2 separate regions of the Homo sapiens genome follow, and region 1 is linked to region 2. Evidence: read pairs that join two places in POLR2A ChIA-PET (ENCODE). Cell type or tissue: PC-9. All regions are shown on one strand. Each heading gives the region's core, and the rest is flanking DNA. Links, peaks and the distances in the headings are about the cores only.

What was found. ChIA-PET counts read pairs that join two places held together with the same protein. Peaks named below come from ENCODE experiments on the same cell type or tissue, not always from the same donor. Only the 100,000 strongest peaks of a DNase experiment are listed, where the experiment ranks them.
Region 1: POLR2A ChIA-PET joins it to region 2 with 9 read pairs; 2 of 35 experiments call an interaction of 5 or more read pairs at or near these places.

The regions. Positions count from the first base shown.
Region 1 is chr14:77,752,568-77,757,948 of GRCh38, forward strand. SNW1 (SNW domain containing 1) reads right to left here. Exons shown (of 14, transcript NM_012245.3): 2 at 2,400-2,553. Among named protein-coding and RNA genes, the nearest start is that of SLIRP-OT1, 5.5 kb to the right of the region's middle. In PC-9, for the core only: no CTCF peak of the experiment used is centred there; no DNase peak of the experiment used is centred there.
Region 2 is chr14:77,588,324-77,593,704 of GRCh38, forward strand. The region is part of intron 2 of SPTLC2 (serine palmitoyltransferase long chain base subunit 2); the gene reads right to left. Among named protein-coding and RNA genes, the nearest start is that of SPTLC2, 26 kb to the right of the region's middle. In PC-9, for the core only: no CTCF peak of the experiment used is centred there; a DNase peak (open chromatin) is centred at 2,638; H3K4me3 peaks cover 731 bases; H3K27ac peaks cover 2,904 bases.

The DNA of each region.
Region 1 (5,381 bases), core at 330-5,329, 160 kb after region 2:
GTTCCTGAGATCTCATAGGTATTATATGCAGCACCTGAACCCAGATCTTTTGAGACTCCGAAAAGCTTTGTATTTTCTACTACTATGAAATACCTTTCTTTTAGCTCAAAACAGCCAAATGAGTACTATTAAGAAATAATAGAAAACACAAATTAAAATTAATCATTTAGAGGGGGTTTGATGGAAAAAAAAGAAAATATTCACTTTTACAAGACCTCTTTAAGTAATACTCCGTTAGATCTAAGATATATGAGTTCCTAAGTACAATATGCTTATTTGCTAAAGAGATGTTTGAAGTTTTTGAAAACCAAGAGAATAAAGCTGAGAGACATTTTCTTGTAAATGAGAAAGAGTTAAAGCATTCCTAAGATAAGTGCTTCCCGTACCCAAGCCATCAATCTGACACATGCTTGGATTTGCTAGAGTTTTTCAACTATAATAAGTACTTCAGAACTGTAGCTGTAGCATTATGTGGTCATTAAGCTTGCCAGAAAATCATAGCTTTTATTTTGAAAACTAGAACAAAATGCCTTCTTCCACAGAACATTCACTCCCCTCAAGCAGCATCCATAGCATTTCCAGATTAGCTAGCCATTTCAACTTGATTTTCAAATAAGTTGTTCTGTTTCACCAGGATATATGAAACCACTGATAGCCAAGTAAGAATCTAAAAATCTAATAGCAACCAAGTATCGTAATGCTGAAATGCATGGATGAGATTTACATTCTATGTAAGATGATGCCTGTCACCCTCATTGTGCAATGTACTGACAGACCAAACAATATTTATAATGCCTCAACAGAGACACTCAACTGCTCTATTAGATGATGCCAATCACTACTTTTTTGCCCCAGGTAAGACTCCTTGATAATCTTTCATCTTCCTCTGCCTCCCATAAATAACACTATCAGAGAGAACAAAAGCAACAAAAATCCCTTAATAATTGCAATATGACTGGCCTTCACACACCAGCATTCATAAGGACCAGAGGAAAGCTGACAAAAAAGCAACAAAAAGACCTACATGTGGGTTTTTTGGAATACATAGGACAAGATATGATCTAGTTGGGTGTTCCTCTTATAAACTCTAATAAAGAGTGTGGGGCAGGCGCGGTGGCTCACACCTGTAATCCCAGCACTTTAGGAGGCCGAGGCAGGTGGATCACCTGAAGTCAGGAGTTCAAGACCAGCCTAGCAAACATGGTGAAACCCTGTCTGTACTAAAAATACAAAAAATTAGCTGGATGTGGTGGCACGTGCCTGTAATCCTGGCTACTTGGGAGGCTGAGGCAGGAGAATCGCTTGAACCCAGGAGGCGAAGGCTGCAGTGAGCCAAGATCGCACCACTGCACTCCAGCCTGGGAAACGGAGCGAGATTCCATCCCAAAAATAAAAAAAATAAAAATTAATTAATTAATGTAAAGGATCCTGAGTAATTAGAATAGGTGCTGCCAAGGAAGCTTGTTCTTTTTATTTTTATTTTTTATTTTTTTTGAGATGGAGTTTTGCTGTTGTTGCCCAGGCTGGAGTGCAATGGTGCGATCTTGGCTCACCACAACCTCTGCCTCCCAGGTTCAAGCAATTCTCCCGCCTCAGCCTCCGGAGTAGCTGGGATTACAGGCATGCGCCACCACACCTGGCTAATTTTGTATTTTTAGTAGAGACAGGGTTGCTCCATGTTGGTCAGGCTGGTCTCGAACTCCTGGCCTCAGGTGATCTGCCCGCCTTGGCCTCCCAAAGTGCTGGGATTACAGGTGTGAGCCACTGCGCCCGACCGGAAGCTTGTTATTTGGCAACAAGCTAGAGATAGAAAGAGCTATTCCAGATGGTTCCTTCTCCCTCATTGCCTTCAAATCAACCAAATTTTGTCTTATACCCGCAAAAATATATTTAATCTATATATCAGATATATATTAACATTCTCAAATTAAAGGTAAGAAAACAGGTGAAGAGAAAGAAATCAGCAAAGGAAGTGCTACTGGAGTTTTCCCTGAAGGAAAGTTGTCTCTTCAGGGTTATGTGGTATTATCGGAGGGGAGGAGGAGGAGGAGGAGCCCAAATATGAAAACCACTTTCATCTCTCTTATCTTTTACTTTCCCATTATTTTCCGTAATTCCTGAATTTATAAAATATTAGTTTTCTTGTAAATATTTAATAGTTTGATATAGGAATAGACAAATGGTACAGTTCTCTAGTGACCACAAAGCAGTGATAGATAATAAGCAAAAAGAAAATGATACATCTTCTGAGGGAAATATACATCTTGAGAGCACATAACCAGAATTTCTATCACACTGACATTCATAATCAGAGGTTCTAACATTTAAATTTATGTTATAGTGTGCTATAATAAATTTCAGCACAATTTAACAAATCTAAACTTAAGATCTATATGTACCTCTAATAACCGAGGTATCCAGCCTTTCCGGTATCCGTACGGGGGAGGTTCTCTTCGGGAGGAGACCAGTGAGGTCTGCCGTGATCTCTGGGATCTTGCCTTTTCTTCAGCCTCAAGCTGGTCCTGAGATAGCTGAGTAGGTGCAGGTAAAAAGCTATAAGCAAAGATAATAAAAGTCAGAAATTTAAAAAACTCTTATGTTTAATTTGACCACTGCAACTTGGCCACAGAGACAATTTTTCCTACGATGCTTTTACTTTTCAGAAAAAGAGCAGATTTTTCAATGATTTATGGTAGTACTCAATACTAGCCATTTTATAATATGTGGAAGACAGAAGTACTCAAAGATACACAGTAAAAACATCTGACTAGGACAACAGCAAATGATGTCCAGAATAAAAAATTAACAGATATTTCACATAACAGACAAACTCTTAAGCGTTTATGCTTCCATATTTCCTTTTTTTTTTGAGAAAGAGTCTCACTCTGTTGCCCAGGCTGGAGTACAGTGGTGTCATCTCCACTCACTGCAACCTCTGCCTCCTGGGTTCAAGTGATTTTCCTCCCTCAGCCTCCCAAGTAGCTGGGATTACAAGCATGCGCCACCACACCAGGCTAATTTTTGCAATTTTAGTAGAGATGGGGTTTCACCATGTTGGCCAGGCTGGTCTTGAACTTGACCTCAAGTGATCCGCTGACCTTGGCCTCCCAAAGTGCTGGAATTACAGACGTGTGCCACCACACCTGGCCATGCTTCCGTATTTCCATATTTCTTTCCTTTTTTTTTTTTGAGACAGAGTCTCTCTGTGTCACCTAGGCTAGAGTGCAGTGGCACCATCTCAGCTCACTGCAGCCTCCACCTCCTGGGTTCAAGTGATTTTCCTGCCTCACCCTCCCAAGTAGCTGGGATTACAGATGTGCAGCACCACGCCCACCTAATTTTTGTATTTTTAGTAGAGACAGGGTTTCGCCATGTTGGCCAGGCTGGTCTCGAACTCCCGACCGCAGGTGATGTGCCCGCCCCGGCCTCCCAAAGTGCTAGGATTACAGGTGTGAACCACCACGCCCAGCCTGTTTCCATATTTCTTATAACAAACAAGTAAACATTCCTAATACTTCAGGGATAAACTGTCCAGTATATACTTGCTATTCTTATACTCCTTTTTTTTTTTGAGACAGAGTCTCGTTCTGTCGCCCAGCCTTGAGTGCAGTGGTGCAACCTCGGCTCACTGAAACCTCTGTCGCCTGGATTCGTGTGATTCTCATGCCTCAGCCTCCCGAGTAGCTGGGATTACAGGTGCATGCCACCACATCCCTATTTTTTGTATTTTTAGTAGAGACTGGTTTTTGCCATGTTGGCCCATGTTGGTCAGGCTGGTCTCGAACTCCTGACCTCAAGTGATCCATCAGCCTCCATCTCCCAAAGTACTGGGATTACTGGCATGAGCCACCACGCCTGGCTACTCCTTGTTTTTAACATTTTTACCATTATGCTCCTTACTTTAAACTACTTCAGTGTAAATACAAAAGAACTAGGATTAAAACTGAATGTAAAAAAGAGGTGGATAAAATAAACACAAGTTGCATATTTAAGTGTCAAGGGTATCTACAATGAAATTTAAAACTTAGAGGCCAGGCCAGCCATGGTGGCTCACACCTGTAATCCCAGCACTTTGGGAGGCCGAGGTGGGTGGATCACTTGAGGTCAGGAGATCAAGACCGGCCTGATCAACATGGTGAAACCCTGTCTCTACTAAAAATACAAAATTAGCCAGGCGTGCTGGTGTGCGCCTGTAATCCCACTCGGGAGGCTGAGGCAGGAGAATCACTTGAATCCGGTAGGTGGAGGGTACAGTGAGCCAAGATTGCACCATTGCACTCCAGCCTAGGCAACAACAGCAAAACTCCATCTCAAACAAACAAACAACAACAAAAAAACCCTTAGAGGCCAAAGAATCAAAGCAGAAGCCCTGAAGATGCAGCTTATTCTTTAGTCAAGGTAACCTTTCTACTAAATGGTTCTTAACAACTTTTAAGTATTAAAGTATTACAGTGATACTCCAAAGTATTACAAAAGGATCCTGATGGATGAATATGGAGAAAATAACCTTAGTTCCTTTGTGATTCTTGGATAGTAAGCATACCTAAGTAGCAGAGCTTATTAATTATTCAAAAATATTTATTATTTGGGTACAAGCACTATGCTAGGCATGAGACTATAAATGGAGAAAGACAGCTTAGTCTTGCAGACAGAGACCAAAAAAAAAAAAATCACACAAATCTATAATTACACATTATGTTAAGTTATGATGGAAAAATATAGATGCTATGACAGTCTACATGAGAGGGATCTAATCCAGTCTGGGGAGGTAAGTGATGGCTAGGCTCAGAATTCAGATCCGACCTATGCCACTTACTAACCTGGATAAGCTACTTACCTCTCTGAATCTGTTTTCTCATCTGTAATAATAGTTCATAAGAGTATCTACTTCATAAGGTTCTTATAAGTATTAAATGAGAGAAATCCATGAACCAGTTGGTATAGTATCTAGACACTTTCAATACAGGTTCTGTATGTTTGATTATTTCAGGGCTGTTCCATGACTCCTCCAGTTTGGGTTAACTGCCTGTCTCTATGCTCCCCCAAAACGCTCTACATACCACTACTACAACATTACCTTACTGTATTGCAATCATCTACTCATTTAACTATTCTGTTTTCATGAGACTGTGAGCAGCTCTGCAGGAATCACGCCTTATGCTTCTTTCATCCCTAATGCTCCAAGACTTCTAGCTCACAGCTCGAGCTCCTTAAATGTTGTAGGAGAAATAAATACACTCTTCCCCAGCACTCACCATCTTTATTTCACTACAGCCTTCTTATCTTTTCTTAAACAAGCCATCTCAGGATCTTTACATTGGCTATTCCTTCTGCCATCAAATCAATCTAATCATCTATCTATCTATCTATCTATCTATCTA
Region 2 (5,381 bases), core at 197-5,196:
TTAAATTAAGAATTTTTAAATCCCAAATAATTCCCACCTGAGGAAGTGTTGAAAATGGAGTCATCACACAGTTAAAATTCATTATAGTTGGACGCAGTGGTGGATGCCTATAATCCCAGGATTTTGGGAGGCCAAGGCAGGTGGATCGCTTGAGCTCAGGAGTTCAAGATCAACCTGGGCAACAAGGCGAAACCCTGTCTCTACAAAAAAAAAAAAACAAAAATTAGCCAGTTGTGGTAGCGTGCGCCTCTAGTCCCAGCTACTCAAGAAGCTGAGGTGGGAGAATCACTGGAGCGTGGGAGGCAAAGGTTGCAGCGAGCTGAGATTGTGCCACTGCACTCAACCCTGGGCAACAGAGCAAGATCCTGTCTCTGAAAAGAAAAAAAAAAAATCTGGCCCAGGCACAGTGGCTCATGCCTATAATCCCAGCACTTTAGGAGGCTGAGGCAGGCGGATCACTTAAGCCCAGAAGTTCAAGATCAGCCTGGGGGCAAAACCCAGTCTCTACAACAAAACACAAAAATTAGCAGGGCATGGTGGTACGTGCCTGTAGTTCCAGCAACTCCGGAGGCTGAGGTGGGAGGATCACCTGAGCACAGGGAGGTCGAGGCTGCAGTGAGCTGAGATTGTGCCACTGCACTTCAGCCTGGGTGACAGAGTAAGACCTTGTCTCAAAAAAAAAAAAAAAAAAAAAAAAAAAAAAAAACACACAAAGAAAGAAAAGAAAAAGGGAAAAGGAAAGCATTATAAATTCTAAAAGTATTTTATAAACCAATAATTCTGTTTTTATCTCTACTTAATGAAGAAAAGTAGGTGAAATACTCAATGAAAGGTTTTCAGACTACAACTTTTAAACCTTTCAACCATGGTTAATTAACGACTTTCCTTACTGTTCATATAGGTCATACCACCGTCTGTCCTTTCCTGTTTTTAATGTTAAAAACAGGAAGCCACTTCCTTGCTGTTTCTATGCTGTCCATGAAAGCGCAGAATGAGATTTCAAGATAAAAAAACACTGGTTTTTCCTACATCTAAAACAGTCATTTGTATGTTTGTGTGTGCATGTGTGTACGTACACACCTACCTCGACTACAAATACTTCAAAATACTTTACATTGTTACTGTTACCACCACTCACAATACCATTCATATCTTAAACTTTTTTTTTTTTTTTTAGAGATAATGGCCAGGCACGGTGGCTCATGCCTGTAATCCCAGTACTTTGGGAGGTCGAGGTGGGCAGATTACCTAAGGTTAGGAGTTCAAGACCAGCCTGGCCAACATGGTGAAACCCTGTCTCTACTAAAAATACAAAAATTAGCCAGGTGTTATGGCAGATGCCTGTAATCCCAGCTACTTGGGAGACTGAGGCAGAAGAATCGCTTAAGCCCGGGAGGCAGAGGTTGCAGTAAGCCAAGATTGCGCCATTGCACTCCATCCTGGGCGACAGAGCGAGAGTCCGTCTCCACACACACACACACACACACACACACAAATACAAAAAATTAGCTGGGCGTGGTGGTGCACGCCTGCAGTCCCAGCTACTCAGGAGGCTGAGGCATGAGAATCACTTGAACCCAGAAGGCAGAGACTGCAGTGAGCTGAGATCATGCGATTGCACTCCAGCCTGGATGATAGAGCAAGACCCTGTCTCAAAAAAAAAAAAAAAAAAGACAAGGTTTCACTCTGTCACCCAGGCTAGAGTGCAGTGGCTCAATCACAGCTCACAGCAGCCTTGAACTCCTAGGTACAAGTGATCCTCCCACCTCAGTCTCCCAAGTAGCTAAGACTATGGGTGTAGGCCACCACACCCAGCTAATTTTTTAATTTTCTTGTTGAGACAGGGTCTTGTTACATTGCTCAGGTTGGTCTCAAACTCCTGCGCTCAAGCTATCTTCCCACCTCAGCCTCCCAAAGTGCTTGAAATTACAGGTGTGAGCTAACACGCCTGGCCTCTGGCCTTGTATCTTAAACATTTACCGAGCGTCTAATATGTGCCAAGCACTCTATAGTACAGAGTAGTAAACAAAAAGGTAATAATCCTTGCCCTCTTGGAATTTGTATTCTGGTGGAAGAGATAAACATATAAAATACAAAGTTTGCTAGTCCAGGCTCAGTGGCTCACGCCTGTAATCCCAGCACTTTGGGAGGCCGAGGTGGGCAGATAGATAAACATGAGCCCAGGAGTTCAAGACCAGCCTGGCCAACATGGCAAAGCCCTGTCTCTACTAAAAACACAAAAATTAGGTGTGGTTGCACATGCCTGTAGTCCCAGCCACTCTGGAGGCTGAGGCAGGAGAATTGCTTGAACCTGGGAGACAGAAGTTGCAGTAAGCCGAGATCGCGCCATTGCACTCCAGCCTGGGCAACAGAGCAAGACACTGTCTCAAGAAAATAAAAATAAATAAAAATAAAAATAAATAAAGTATGTTAGACAGTGACAAATACCAACAGAAACAAAAGCAAAAAGGAAAGGGGGAGACATGCTGCAAATTAGCTGGGGTGCCCTGGGTAGAACAGAGGATAAAATGGAAGTGAGGGAACTAGCCATGGGACTATTTGAAGGAAAAGCTTTCCTGGCATGAAAAACAGGGAAAACAGGTAACAGGGAAACTCTTGCAAACCTAACACTGGCACTAGTCCAAACGGATACAGAGGTAAACCTACTGCCACTAGTCCAAACAGATACAGTGGTAAACCTACTACACAAAGCTTCTTTGAAAGGTTTATTTTGAGTATAGTTTTTTACCAGTGAGAAATCCCTATAGTAAGTAGAGATGACTGCTCCATATGATGAAATATTATTCAGCAATAGGAAGCAATGAAGTACCGATACATGCTACAACATGAACTTCAAATACATTACGCCAAGTGAAAGGAGCCAGACACAGAAGAACATACACTGTATGATCCCATTTACATGAAACATCCATTTATATGAAAAGTCCCGAATAGTAAATCTACAGAGACAGAAAGTAGATTAGTGGCTGCCGAGGGTGGGGAGGGTGGATGAGGAAGGAGTGACTGCTAATGGTTCATGGTTTCTTTTTCAGAAGAGAAAAACATTACAAAATTAAATTGTGGTGCTGGCTGCACAACTCTGTAGATATACTAAAAACCATTGTATCGTACACTTTAAATAGGTAACCTTTATGATATGTCAATTATTTAAAAAGACTACTGCTGTCCTGTGCCCAGCAACTAACACAAAACAATGAAATACAGTGCTCTTTATTTTTTATTCTTCTTATTTTTTTTAGACAATCTCGCTCCATTGTCCAGGGTGGAGTGCAGTGGTGCAATCTTAGCTCACTGCAACTTCCACCTCCCAGGTTCAGATGATTCTGGGGGAGCTAAGTAGTGCTCTTCTGTATGTATGTATGTATGTATGTATGTATGTATGTATGTATTTATTTTTAGACGGAGTTTCTCTCTTGTTGCCCAGGCTGGAGTGCAATGGTGTGATCTTGGCTCACTGCAACCTCCACCTCTCTGGTTCAAGTGATTCTCGTGCCTCAGCCTCCCAAGTAGCAGGGATTACAGGCATGTGCCACCACGCCCCAGATAATTCTTGTATTTTTAGTAGAGACCGGGTTTCACCATGTTGGTCAGGCTGGTCTCAACTCCTGACTTCAGGTGATCCGCCCGCCTTGGCCTCCCAAAGTGCTAGGATTATAGACGTGAGCCGCCGTGCCCAGCCAGTTGTGTTCTTTTTAAATGTAGAATCATACACAGAATTAAAGAAGACAAACCAAACAATCAATCCCCTAGCTTAATGCACCAAAATGACAGGTACCAGAATATTCTTAGTACGCTACTTTTTTTTTTTTATTTTGAGACAGTCTCTATTGCCCAGGCTGGAGTGCTGTGACAAGATCTCAGCTTACTGCAACTTCCGCCTCCCAGGTTCAAGCCATTCTCCTGCCTCAGCCTCCCAAGTAGCTGGGATTACAGGTGCCCACCACCACGCCTGGCTAATTTTTGTATTTTTAGTAGAGATGGGGTTTCATCACGTTGGCCAGGCTGGTCTTGAACTCCTGACCTCAGGTGATCCACCCACCTCGGCCTCCCAAAGTGCTGGGATTATAGGTGTGAGCCATCGCACCCGGCTGTACGCTACTTTTTGAAGGAGGCCAAGAATAAAATCCCTCTGGGAATTCCTAGTAATGTATTTGAATTTCTTTCTTTCTTTTGTATCTTGAAAATAAGCCTATTGGGATATAAACATATAATGTCCCTTCGCCGTATCCTATCCCTCCCATTTTTAATCTACTTATTTTTTGTAACTTTTATTTTAGGTTCAGGGGTACGTGTGCAGGTTGTGCAGGTAAACTCGCATCACAATGGCTTGTTGTACAGATTATTTTGTCACCCAGGTACTAAGCCTAGCACCCAATGGGTTATTTTTTCTAATCCTCTCCCTCTTCCTACCCACCACAAGTGTCATTTTCCTCTTTGTATCCATATGTTCTCATCATTTAGCTCCCACTTATAAGTGAGAACAGGCTAGGCACGGTGGCTCACTCCTGTAATCCCAGCACTTTGGGAGGCCAAGGCAGGCTGAGGTCAGGAGTTTGAGACCAGGCTGGCCAACATGGTGAAACCTTGTATCTACTAAAAATACAAAAAATTAGCTGGGCGTGGTGGTGCATGACTGTAATTCCAGCTACTTGGGAGGCTGAGGCAAGAGAATCACTTGAACCGTGGAGGCGGAGATTGCAGTGAGCCGAGATCACGCCACTGTACTCCAGCCTGGGCGACAGAGTGAGACTCCATCTCAAAAAAAAAAAAAATTAAAAAAATTAAAAAATAAGTGAGAATGTGGTATTTGGTCCTCCCGTTTTTAAATATCTGATCATGAACAAGCTGTGGAGGCAAAATGTTAGTTTAAAATTTTGTCAGTGTGTGGTAACTACCTACCATAATTTACTCCTTACGTTCCTAGCTATTTCCTATCTAAATATTAGAATATTTTTTTCTGAATTAAATTTTTTCATTTTGTAGAGATGAGGTTTCATTATGTTGTGTCAGCTGGTCTCAAACTCCTGGCCTTGAGTGATCCTCCTGCCTCAGCCTAGAACATCTTTATTAATTCAAGCTTTTGCTGTATCTGTCACGTACGTGTTTCTGAACTACTAGCTTCACCTCACATCACAAAGAAATAATCCATAGATTGAGAAAAACAACATTCTCATCCAAAACACCACGAATAACAGAGGATTAAGGGGTAAAGAATTCCAAGAATTTTATGCAATGTATATAAAATAGAACAAACTCATGGTAACTCATCTTTATTGGTATGATCATGTGATTTAGTTGTATTCAAAGCAACATACGGTATTTCCTTACATCAAAGAATTAACACAGTTAAACTGGGCTCT